Regions from separate parts of the Mus musculus genome. Here region 2 is linked to region 1. A link is a contact called in ENCODE Hi-C or POLR2A ChIA-PET data. All regions are on one chromosome and are shown on one strand. Each heading gives the region's core, a stretch centred on a gene start or an enhancer-like site at or near the end of the contact. The rest is flanking DNA. Distances are from core to core; before and after follow the strand shown. Region 1 holds the start of Asb8 (ankyrin repeat and SOCS box-containing 8). Region 2 holds the start of Pfkm (phosphofructokinase, muscle).

Region 1 (5,401 bases), core at 1,694-4,193:
ATACCACATGCTGGAACTCATCAAGGCTCAGAGTGTGTTCACATGCTCCAAACTGCCTGAAACAAAGTAGACACGTACAGTACCACTGAGTTGGCCTCTCCTTACGATACGGGTAAGCTTTTTTTTTTTTTGAGGACTCCCAAAAACAGATTCCAAGAACATATCAGTGATTATTCGGTGTCACCTCTTGGGATAGTAAGGCACTAGACTATAACAACTGTTAGGATGCTAAGTAACCCTGGACATTCTGACCCTTGGGTCCACATTCTTTCTCTCTCTCTCTCTCTCTCTCTCTTGGTTTTTTTTTTTTTTTTTCTTTTTTCGAGACAGGGTTTCTCTGTGCAGCCCTGGCTGTCCTGGAACTCACTCTGTAGACCAGGCTGGCCTCGAACTCAGAAATCCGCCTGCCTCTGCCTCCGGAATGCTGGGATTAAAGGTGTGCGCCACCACGCCCAGCACATTCTACTCTCTCATTTGACAAGATCCCCCCAAGGGTCAGGTCCTAAGACCCTCCTGGAGCGCAACACGGCCTTCAAAGGCTAGCAAGGAGTCTCTGAAGGCTGAAGAGAACATGCCACTCTCTTCCTGCTCTGAATTTTTGCTATTTTTTTCCTGGTAGCACCTTCAGGTTCCTTACACCCTTGTCTTACAATATACGTATGCACATATCATCGTTTCTCTGTCTTCTCTGCTCAGTAAAGCCAGCCACCACATCCCATACAACGTAGATGTTTAACAAATACTGGTCGCTTGACAGACTATGAAAAAGTGTGATGCCTGTGTGGAAGGGGAGGCAATGGAATAAACCTATCCTATGATAAGTCATCTGTAAAATATTTTCTTTTTTTTTTTTTTTTTTTAAAGATCCATTCATTTATTACATGCAAGTACACTGTAGCTGTCTTCAGACACACCAGAAGAGGGCGTCAGATTTCGTTACAGATGGTTGTGAGCCACCATGTGGTTGCTGGGATTTGAACTCTGGACCTTTGGAAGAACAGTCGGGTGCTCTTACCCACTGAGCCATCCCACCAGCCCGTAAAATATTTTCAAATATTCAAAGGAGAAAAAAAGCCGGGCAGTGGGGAAAGTAAGCATAGAACCACTCTGGAATCAACACAAATCTTTAAAACTTCAAGCCAATAAAAAAATACTTCCAATTCTGGGTAATAAGCAGATTTAAAATAAAAACATTTTAATAACTGGCTAGTCAACATGCCTGAGAAATATGGCTGTGCAAATGTGTTGAAACTACGTTATGGTAGAGAATTCTAGGATGAGCGGTGAAAGAAAATAATTCAACGTATTTAGATTCAACTACAATAAAAGCTTTAACTATGGAAGATGTGTTAAATAACAGCTATTGAGGTGGTGCATCCTTATAAAAAAAAAAAAAGCACCTATCAAAAACTGGAAAGAATGCCGGGCGTGGTGGCACACGCCTTTAATCCCCAGCACTTGGAAGGCAGAGGCAGGCAGATTTCTGAGTTCGAGGCCAGCCTGGTCTACAAAGTGAGTTCCAGGACAGCTAGGGCTACACAGAGAAACCCTGTCTCGAAAAACAAACAAACAAAAAAATCAACCCCACCCCTAAGAGTAAAGGTTATGAGAAGGTTTTTAAGTAGTGCCTGGCACATGCTGGTCCTCAATATAAATTTGTTAAATCCATATTTGAATTGGCATCACAGCATCAAGCACCCAGGATCGGACTCACCAAACCCCTGGGTTAGGTAAGTTGCTGTCAGGGTGTGACTCAGAAGCAAAAGCTTTACTGTAGAATATATATATATAATTACACATGCAACTACTAAGAAGCGCAAATTTGCGATGGGTTATCCCTTTATACATTCGATAATGTAGTATAAACTCTAGTTTCTTTTTGCTAATCAGTAGCCATTAACAGCTGTCTGAAAGGTATGCGAGGCTGTGGGTATGGCTTAGAATTCGGCAAATCCTGTTTTTTTTTTCTTAAACTTTGTAACAAAGGGGACAAAAAAGCATGGGGTTGGGAGGTGGGGTGGGCGCAAAGGTATAGTCCGGGTTTCAGCAACGGTGTTGGTCAGAGGGGACAAAGCAGAAGGCTTGACCTGATGTGGTTGTGTAAGTTCCTGGTACATTAAGCAGATGGCACTAAACCCTGCACTCATTTTATGGATGTTCCTGGCTTCCAGGCTAAGAACTCTACCTTGAAGCTCCAGGTGAAACTGTGTGCCTTTCGCAAGGACAGCATCTGCTGTCAGGATAGATCAAGATAATCAACTTCCCTGTGGCCCCCGAGGCCAGCAACCCTGCAATCTGACCCCGGTGGGTCCTTCCCTCAGCTGTGACTCGTTTGCTCCATGCCCTGTTTTTTCTTCTCCCTCCTATGGAATGTACAGAAAACTTTTTTTTTTTTTTTTTAAAGCAATGCACAAATACACTCAACAGACCCTGCTCAGGGCCGGCGTCGGCCTCGCCCCCGCGGTGACCCTTGGCCTGGCCGGAGGCTCCCAATCCCAGGACGCGGACAGCTGGAGGTTCGCAGCTGCCGGGTCTGGACGGACAGACGGACGGAGAGGGGCGGGGGCCAGGGCAGCAAAGGCCAGGGCTGCTGCGTCCCTTGCGGCAGGGACCCCCGGGCGCTCACAGCAATCCGGGCGAGTCCCGGGAGTCTCAGCCTGCACCCCGGGGCGCCGACCAGCCCCCGCCCCCACCACCCGCAAAGGCCGGGAACGGTGGCCGGGTCCGGAGGCACAGAGGCCGGGCAGGCGGCTAAGGGGCGTTCACAGGCTGCGAAGCACCGACTTGGGGGTGGGGAGGGGGGCTGGCTTCAACACCGTCCCGCACTCACGGCCGCACTCACCGAACCGCGGGTCAGATCGGTCCGGGAAGCCGCTGTCAAGGCGTGACCCGGAAGCAGAAGCGGCTCGCATCAGCCCCGGGGTTTACAGCGCAAGCCGGCCGAGTGCGTGGGCGCCTGCGCGCAGGCCAGTGTGAGCGAGCCGAGTGCGCCTGCGCAGACTGTGGACGTTGGTGGGTTCTTAAAACTTTCCTAAGGAGCTGGACGCATTCCCCTGTCGCTGCTTATAGGACGTGGGCGCGATCGCTAGATCACTCCTAGCCTCTGGCCTCGTGTCCTGGTCCAATGGTGGAGGAAAATCCCGAATTTTAAGCCTATTCTTATAAGTCTGCGTCTGTGTGGACCAGGGCATCCCATTAGTCTGCCTCCCAGAGTCTATATCTGCAAACAGTCCTGGCACCACATCCCCACCGTCTTCTCTGCTTAGCATCATCCATTTCAGAGTACAAGCGTCACATAATTGACAGAGCAAGCTGCTGGTGACTGCCTCTCAATCTTGATTTGAGGAAGCCCAGCTTATTTGAACTAACTCTCTCTCTCTCTCTCTCTCTCTCTCTCTCTCTCTCTCTCTCTCTCCCTCTCTCTCTCTCAGAATTTACCCACTACATAACAAAAGCAGGTTTGCACTTGTACACAGCAGAGGGTCTAAGGATCTAGCAAGATGAAGTACTGTAACCTGGAGGGTGGCAGTCACCTCTCTTCGGAGGTTCTGGGCCAGCTGTAGTTCAATGACCCAACACAGAAGGAAGAGTACAGGGTTCGGGCATTGGCTTTGAGACTGATGTATTTCGCTCAATTTCTCCGAGTATTATCTTTCTTGAGTGTTGGTGAAAGTATAACAACGTAAAAACAGAATTCTAGGCCTTTAGGCCCAGGCTTGGGAATGTGGCCTTTGTAAAGGTATGCTAATCAAAAAAGAGAGCAACATTCCTCTACCCACCCGCTTCCTGGGTTCAAAGAGTGCTCATTCAAAGAAAGTCACCCTGGCCATTACCAGAACCTGCAATGCAAATGTGCTATTGTTAGAGGCTCTTAGAAGCTGTCTTGAGAGTTAACAATTACCAGGTATTCCTTGTGACTCTTGTAACTTTACACTTCCTTGTGACTCTTAACTGGTATCTTTGGTATCTTCCAACAACACCCTCCCCACTTCCTTAAGTTTCGGTTTCTTCCTTTAAATACCCCCTTACCCAGCTACTCAGGGCGCCACGGTCCTCTACCCCTGCGTGGTGTATGACCATGGGCCCGAGAGCGCTCTTGAATAAAAATCCTCTTGCAATTTGCAGCAAGACCCGTTTCTTGTGGGTGATTTTGGGGTGTCGCCTCTCCTGAGTCAGAACGTGGGGGAGCCCTCACATTGTGGGTCTTTCATTGGCTGTAATAATACTTAAATATCCTTCTATTTCTAGAAAATTTGATTTTAAGTAAAAAACAAAGTCTTGCTTCCCAAATGCTTTCTCACTTGCCCAATTTCAAACCGCTGTATAGCTATCGTCATGGTACTGTACTACAAAATGGAGCTTGAGAGCACTTCATTATAAAATTGCAAAGCCTACAGTGTCTGTTCTATTTTTTTTTCTTCTTCTTCCTGAAGAAAGATAAGGACAATAATGATTCTCAATTTTAAATTTTAATATTTTTATAAAAATATTCAAACATACAGAAAAATTAGAATAGTAACATGAAATCTTTATAACATTGCCTATTTGTAAAACATTGACTTCTTGTCACATTTAAAATCTAATATTTGAGCCGGGCAGTGGTGGCGCATGCCTTTAATCCCAGCACTTGGGAGGGAGAGGCAGGCAGATTTCTGAGATCGAGGCCAGCCTGGTCTACAGAGTGAGTTCCAGGACAGCCAGGGCTACACAGAGAAACCCTGTCTCAAAAACCAAAAAAATAAAATAAAATCTAATATTGTTTTTGTCCTTTTTTCTATTTTATGTTGTTCTTGGTTTTCTTCTTTTTTAGACAAACTATTCAAAAAATGTCTCTAATTCCTGTTGCACTGGGAATTTTTTTTTTTTTTTGAGAAGACAATTCTATGTCCTGATGGTTGCTCTCCTTTCCTCTACGCAATCCCCAAATTTATTGAGCAGTAAATATTAAAGCTTTTAGATTATGGGGAAAAAATCAGTATTTTCTAAATGTGTGAGTGATTGCATTTTGCTAGTGGTAATAAAATAGGCTGCCCACCCAGGTTGTCTTGAGGTGTTTGGAGACTTTGCTTGAGATTTGTCGGGACTTCTACTGAGCGTTTACTTCCTAGGGCCTCAGCTTTTCGGGGGACAGAGATGAAGTGTGGTTCCTTTTCATTAAGGATTGGAAGACAGAGGATGATCATATCAACAAGGCTTTATGTCCAAGGTGCACGGTGAAGAATAGTTCTACCCAAAACGAAACCAAGAGCACATAGACGGAGAGCTATTAGAGCTTCAAAGGGGAGACTAGTGCTGTTGACTCCCGCCTGACCTGCCGCCCAAATATTTCTTTCTTCTCAAGCAAATGAGCTTCTTTGGCACCAGAGAGTTTGAAAGGTGTTCCCTGATATTGTCAAGTCAA
Region 2 (5,401 bases), core at 1,370-3,869, 37 kb before region 1:
ACACGGACACACACATAAGCTTATCTTTCATATCCTTTAGCTCAACGGCCCAGCTCTTCTAAGCCTTCCTCAGCCATCGAACCCTCCTTTTCACTCCCAGCTCAGCACCCTAAATCTGCCCTCAGCTTAATTATGTTTCTAATATCCTACCTGCTACTCCAAGCCCTGCTGGGGAAGCAGTTGACGGGCACTCCACCCAAGATCTCACATGGCTCATGGCTCTTTCTTCCTCCAAAGCATGGTGAATTCTCTTCCTCCCCTGTTCCTGCCTGGGGGAAAACTCGAAGTCCTGCCCATTCCACCCAGTTCATTGGTTGCTAGCATCTTTATTGATCAATCAAGAACCAGTTGGGGAACAGGACCTTTAGTGTTGACACTCAAGATTCCCAATTAAAATATCAGGCACACCTCCTACACACCACCTTTAAGATCCTCTGTCTATGCGCTACACAAATTCCTCTCTATTTCAAACCCTAAGTAGCCACTGATTTTCATAGTTTTGTCTTTTCCAGAAAGCCAGAAAGCTGGAATCTTATATAGCAGGTAGCACTTTCAGACTGCCTGATTTGCTGAGAAAGGTGCATTTAGGCTTCCACCATGTCTGCTCACGGCTTGATAATTAATTTTCCTTATTGTTGAATAGTGCTTTGTCATATCAACATACCACGCTTTCTTTACCTATTTACCTCGAGAGATGTCTTGCTTCTATTTTGGGGCAAGAGTGAACAAAGCTGCTGTAAATATGTTTGAGGGCATGATGTAACTCATTTAAGAGTTATGTGATGGCCATGTCTGTGACTGGAAACTGTTAAGTTGCCTTTAACTAATGGGCATTCTGCCAACAATGAACGATGTTCACTAATGTTCAGGTCGGCCTTGCAGTCTCACTGTATTTAATATTATCTCTTCCTATCTGAGCCATTTGATAGCTGGGTAAGAGTCTCTTAGCTCCCTGGTGGTAGAACAAATGAATGTTTTTGCGTATGTTTATTTGCCAACTGTGTTTTCTTTGATAACATATCTGTCCAGATCCTTTGCCCATTTTAAAACGTATTGTCTTTTTTACTACTGAGCTGTTAGAGGATTTTATTCGCGTATAAAGTTTATTATTTTTAAAGTTAGTTCTATGAGAGGTTTGAGTCTCCTCTGATGTGTACATACATACATACATATATACATATGTGATCAAATTCATCCCCACTCCCCATGCTTTTCCCAATCTCTTCCCCTTCGCTACCCACCCGGTTTTGTGTTCTTTTAACCCTTTAAGACCAATCTGTGCTGCCCAAACAATGTTGGATGTGGTCTTCCTCTGGAGTCAACTCATCAGGGGCTACACTCTCAGAAAACTGTCTCTCCCTGCCTCCAGCAGCTAAGGATTGCCATTTGCTCCATGGCTGGAATGGTCTGGACTTGGCTTGCACAGATTTTGTAAATGCTGTCGAAACTGCTCTGGATTCATATCTGCAGCTGCCCCGGTGTGCCCATAAGATAATTTTCCTTGCAGCCTCCCACTGCCTCTGGCCCTTCCCTTCTTTCTGACCCTTCCTTGGGAATGATTCCTGGGCCTCCTGGGTGGGGGTGCGGTCTATTATTTGTTGCACTTTGTCCAGCTGTGGTTGCTGTGTTAATCACCACCTACGACAAATAGAAACTCTCAGATGAGGGTTGAGAGAGGTAGAAGATGGGAGGTGGGTGGGGGAAAGGGTACAGAAAGGCAGACCGCACCAGCACCGGGTGGGGTTACTAGGCAGGTCTGAGGGGTCTTTCTTCTACATCCCAGTCCTTTATCAGATACATGATTTGCAAATACTGCCTTCGGTTTTATAGGTTCACTTGCATTCTTATCGTTGGCAGCCGGAATGTACATGGCAGAGGCAAAGCTAGCAGAGAAAGAAAGGGCAGTAGAGAAATCCGCCGGTCCTGGGACACAGAGTAAAGTTGACTGTGGATAAGCATTCAAGCAAAGACAAGAGGGGAGGCAGCAGAGCAGAGGGTGTGAGCTGGGGATGTTGGTGGTGCTCAGGGAACACCAGCCCAGTGTTCCTTAGAGCGCCTGCTGCAAAAGTATCTTCTGGGAGGTAGCTTTTCCCTCCCAGACTCTTGCAACCTGCTGCTGCGGACTTGAGAAGGGGCCTTTCCCTCTTTGGTCCGTGGTAGCATGCAAGCTGGATTCGCCCTCTTTCCTCTCTGAGAAATGATGCAAACGTGGAAAGACTTTTGAGGTTATTGTATAAGATATACCAGTGTTCTGTGTTTCTTAAAGGCAGGTATCTGTCTTAAGACAAAGCCTGGCACACAGACTCCAGATAAACATGTCCCTTGAAAGCGCGATAGGGGTGGTCAATTGCTGTGGTTGGATTTTAACAGTGGCACACGTTTGAATTCAAGGAATAGCAGACAAGCCAGGAGAGAAAAAGTTGGCTTAGTTGGAGACAAGATTAGCAACTAGATAAATTCTAACCCTCACCACGCACACGAGCAGCTAGCTCCCAAGATAAAGATGTGCTCGGGAAGCAAGCATGCAAGCAGCGGCCACAAGGCATCAGGGTTCTTAAGGGGTGGAGGAAGAGGAGGAGAGAGGCAAGCAGAGGGAGGCGGAGCCTCCTTGCCATTTTCGGCCTGTAGAGGTTTGGAAGCCTCTCCTCCTCCCGCGGCTGCCTCCACCTGGCTCCTCCCCGTGTTCGCCAAGCTCCCCTCCCCCTTTCCCCAAGGACAATCTGCAAGAAAGCAGCGGCGGAGGAGAGCTAAAACTACAAGGCAAGAGGGAGGCCTTGGGTGGAGAGCGAGGGGCGAAGCCAAGAGTGAGGTGGGAGCGAACGTGCCGTGCCGGGAGCAGGCGGTGGGGAGGACGGAAAGGAACAGAGGGCCAGACGTGACAAGGCATCCGAAATCGCAGGCGAGAGGGGGGATGGGTGCTGGGCACTCGTGAAGAAGCGGAGCCCCTCGGTTAACCGCCCAGCACTTGCACGCTCAGATCCCAGAGGCATGGGCAGGGGTGCTGGGCTGTGTTGCACTTGGTTGCCTGACCCCTCCCCTGGCACATATCCAGTTCAAATTGGTGCACCTATGATGCTTCCAGGCTGTGTTCCTCCTGCCCCCTGCGAGCTCACACACATACGATTCTGTATATTTATATTTAGCATCAGTGACTATGTCACATGCGTGTCACCGTGAGTCCATGAAGTATGGGGGCATACGAACTGCATGTATTTTTGTGTCCTGTGCCTCTTGACATACAAACTCAGGAGAACGTGAGCCGCTGTCACAGGCCAGCTAACCTTGGTAGGGTGAACTCGTCTCTTCCACTGAAAGCACGACATGGGGAAGTGTGGGGGCTTCTACAGGTGATGAGCCAATCTGGTGACGAACTCCAGGAATAAAAGAAAAACCCTCAGGGAAAAAGAGCCAGAACAGTTAGATAAATGTTCTTCTTTTCCAAAATTTTGGGTTCCCATTGGGTTCTCTAATCATGTAGTCTTTCTCACGACCAGCAGAAATCGAGACGTTAGCATGCCAGGTTTATGTGTGTTCATGTTGCTTTCCCGGTTTGTCACTTTCTAAGTCCTACATGTGCCTGAGTGTTTTGATTTGCTTTTTTATTTCAAATTAGCATATGAGCTATTAGTTATCTCTGGGACATTTTAGAACAAAATTTCGTTTTAGTAGACCCTCCTTTTCTCTCACCTCCCCCACCCACCCCGTGACCCCTGACTTTGCTGTGCACCCCTCTGTTCTCTTCTCCTTTCATGTCCCCTCCCCCATCCTTCATCACCTATTCTCATCTCTCTTGGTCTCGTCTCTAATTTTTAAGGGTTTACCCACACTTACTCCCGTTCATGCGTATACAGGTCTACTTTACAGGGTAGGAGCTTCATATGAGAGACAGAGGAAATGTAGTTTTTGTCTTTCTGAGTTTGGGTCACTTAATACTACACTTTGTAGATCCATCCATTTTTCTAAAAAAAAAAAAAAAAGCAATAATTTAGGCTTTTTTCTTTATAGCTGAGTAAAATTCCATTCCATACATGTACCACATTTCCATTACCCATTAATCTGTTTATGGCCATCCAGACTGATTCCATCTCCCTCCCTCCCTCCTTTCCTTACCTGTGATGTATCCAACCCAGGGCCTTACAAATGCTGTTCAACTGTAGCATATTCCCAGACCTGAGTGTGCTTTTAGCAGTAGACTATGGAGCTACACCCAACCCCAAGCCTGCTCTTCACACATCTGTGGTACATCGGGTCACTGATGCTTTTCAGCAAGTGTTACTGAGCTTCCTGTGTGCACAAACTTCAGTGCGTAAGCTCTAGAACTGGCCTTGTTTTCTTTTTCTTTTTGGCTATAAGTTTTGTCTGAATGTATGTTTGTGCACCGCATGTATGCCTCATGCTTGTGGATGCTAGACGAGGGCATCCAGTGCGGATGACTAACAGAGAGTCGTGAGCTGCCATGCGGGTGCTGGGAATTGAACCCAGATCTTCTGGAAGAGAAAGCAGCCACTGCTGAGTCATTTCTTCAGCACTGGATGTAAATTAAAAATAATCAGCCCCGGAGAAATTTTCAGTCCACATAGAGGAATTACCCTTAACAGCAGTGCAGTCCAGTGGTCAGGAGACTTTACTAAGAGGACACAGTATTTCAGGCTTTGCACAGCGCCAGACCATGGCTCCAGTCCCTGCCCCAGTGTGAGAGCGCAGAACGAGGATGAGCAGGCAGCTCGGACTCTGCCTTTGCTTTCTGTGTTTTGTGTCTCTGAGACGGGGTTGCAATGTGTTGCCAGGTTGGGCTTGAACTCTTGAGCTCAATCAGTTATCTTGCTTCAGACTCTGGAGTAGCTGAGACTACAGGCAAGGACCACTGTGCCCTGTGTGTTATACAGGAATTTGAATTTCAATAATTTTTCATGTCATAGACTATTTTTGCAACCATTTGAGATATAAGGACCCTATATAGTTTGCTATCATGCAAACACGTGAGAAAGGATGAATCTGTCCTACAGACTATAGTTTGCTGGCCCTTGACCCAACCCAACCCTCCTAATAGTGTATAGAAAGCAATTAAAGTGTCACTAAACTTGTATATAAATGCTAAATGAACAATTATTATTTCCAAACAATATGTGTCTTGCAGGAGATTAAAAAAGAAGGCTTCTTGGCCCTTTGATAGCTAGTAAAGAGTTAGTAGGTTAATAAGGGTGAGGGGGTGTGGCTTGAAATGGAGTGAGGTATGTATGTATGCATGTATGTATGTATGTACGAATGCATGTATGTATGGTTGGTTGGATGAGTGGACAGGGACATTGGTGGGTTAGCCTGGGCAAAAGTGTGTGTAGACACCAAAGTGGCCAAAGCCTCAGATAGGAAACAAAGTGAGGAAGGGCAAGGCAAGCTCCAG

The links. Hi-C counts contacts between places; a loop is a spot of excess contacts on that map. ChIA-PET counts read pairs that join two places held with the same protein, here RNA polymerase II (POLR2A).
Region 2: a loop to region 1 is called in a map of gastrocnemius, with 5 times the contacts of the local background. The contact joins the promoter of Pfkm here to the promoter of Asb8 in region 1. A Hi-C loop is called at or near these places in 10 of 37 maps with a recorded cell type or tissue (gastrocnemius, heart and left cerebral cortex). POLR2A ChIA-PET finds 5 or more read pairs at or near these places in 3 of 5 experiments (Patski and embryonic stem cell).

Annotation. Positions count from the first base shown.
Region 1 is chr15:98,142,759-98,148,159 of GRCm38, forward strand. It overlaps Asb8 (ankyrin repeat and SOCS box-containing 8), which reads right to left and starts at 2,944. Exons shown (of 4, transcript NM_001170710.1): 1 at 2,843-2,944; 2 at 1-56. The coding sequence starts at 21.
Region 2 is chr15:98,105,852-98,111,252 of GRCm38, forward strand. It overlaps Pfkm (phosphofructokinase, muscle), which reads left to right and starts at 2,620. Exons shown (of 23, transcript NM_001163487.1): 1 at 2,620-2,760.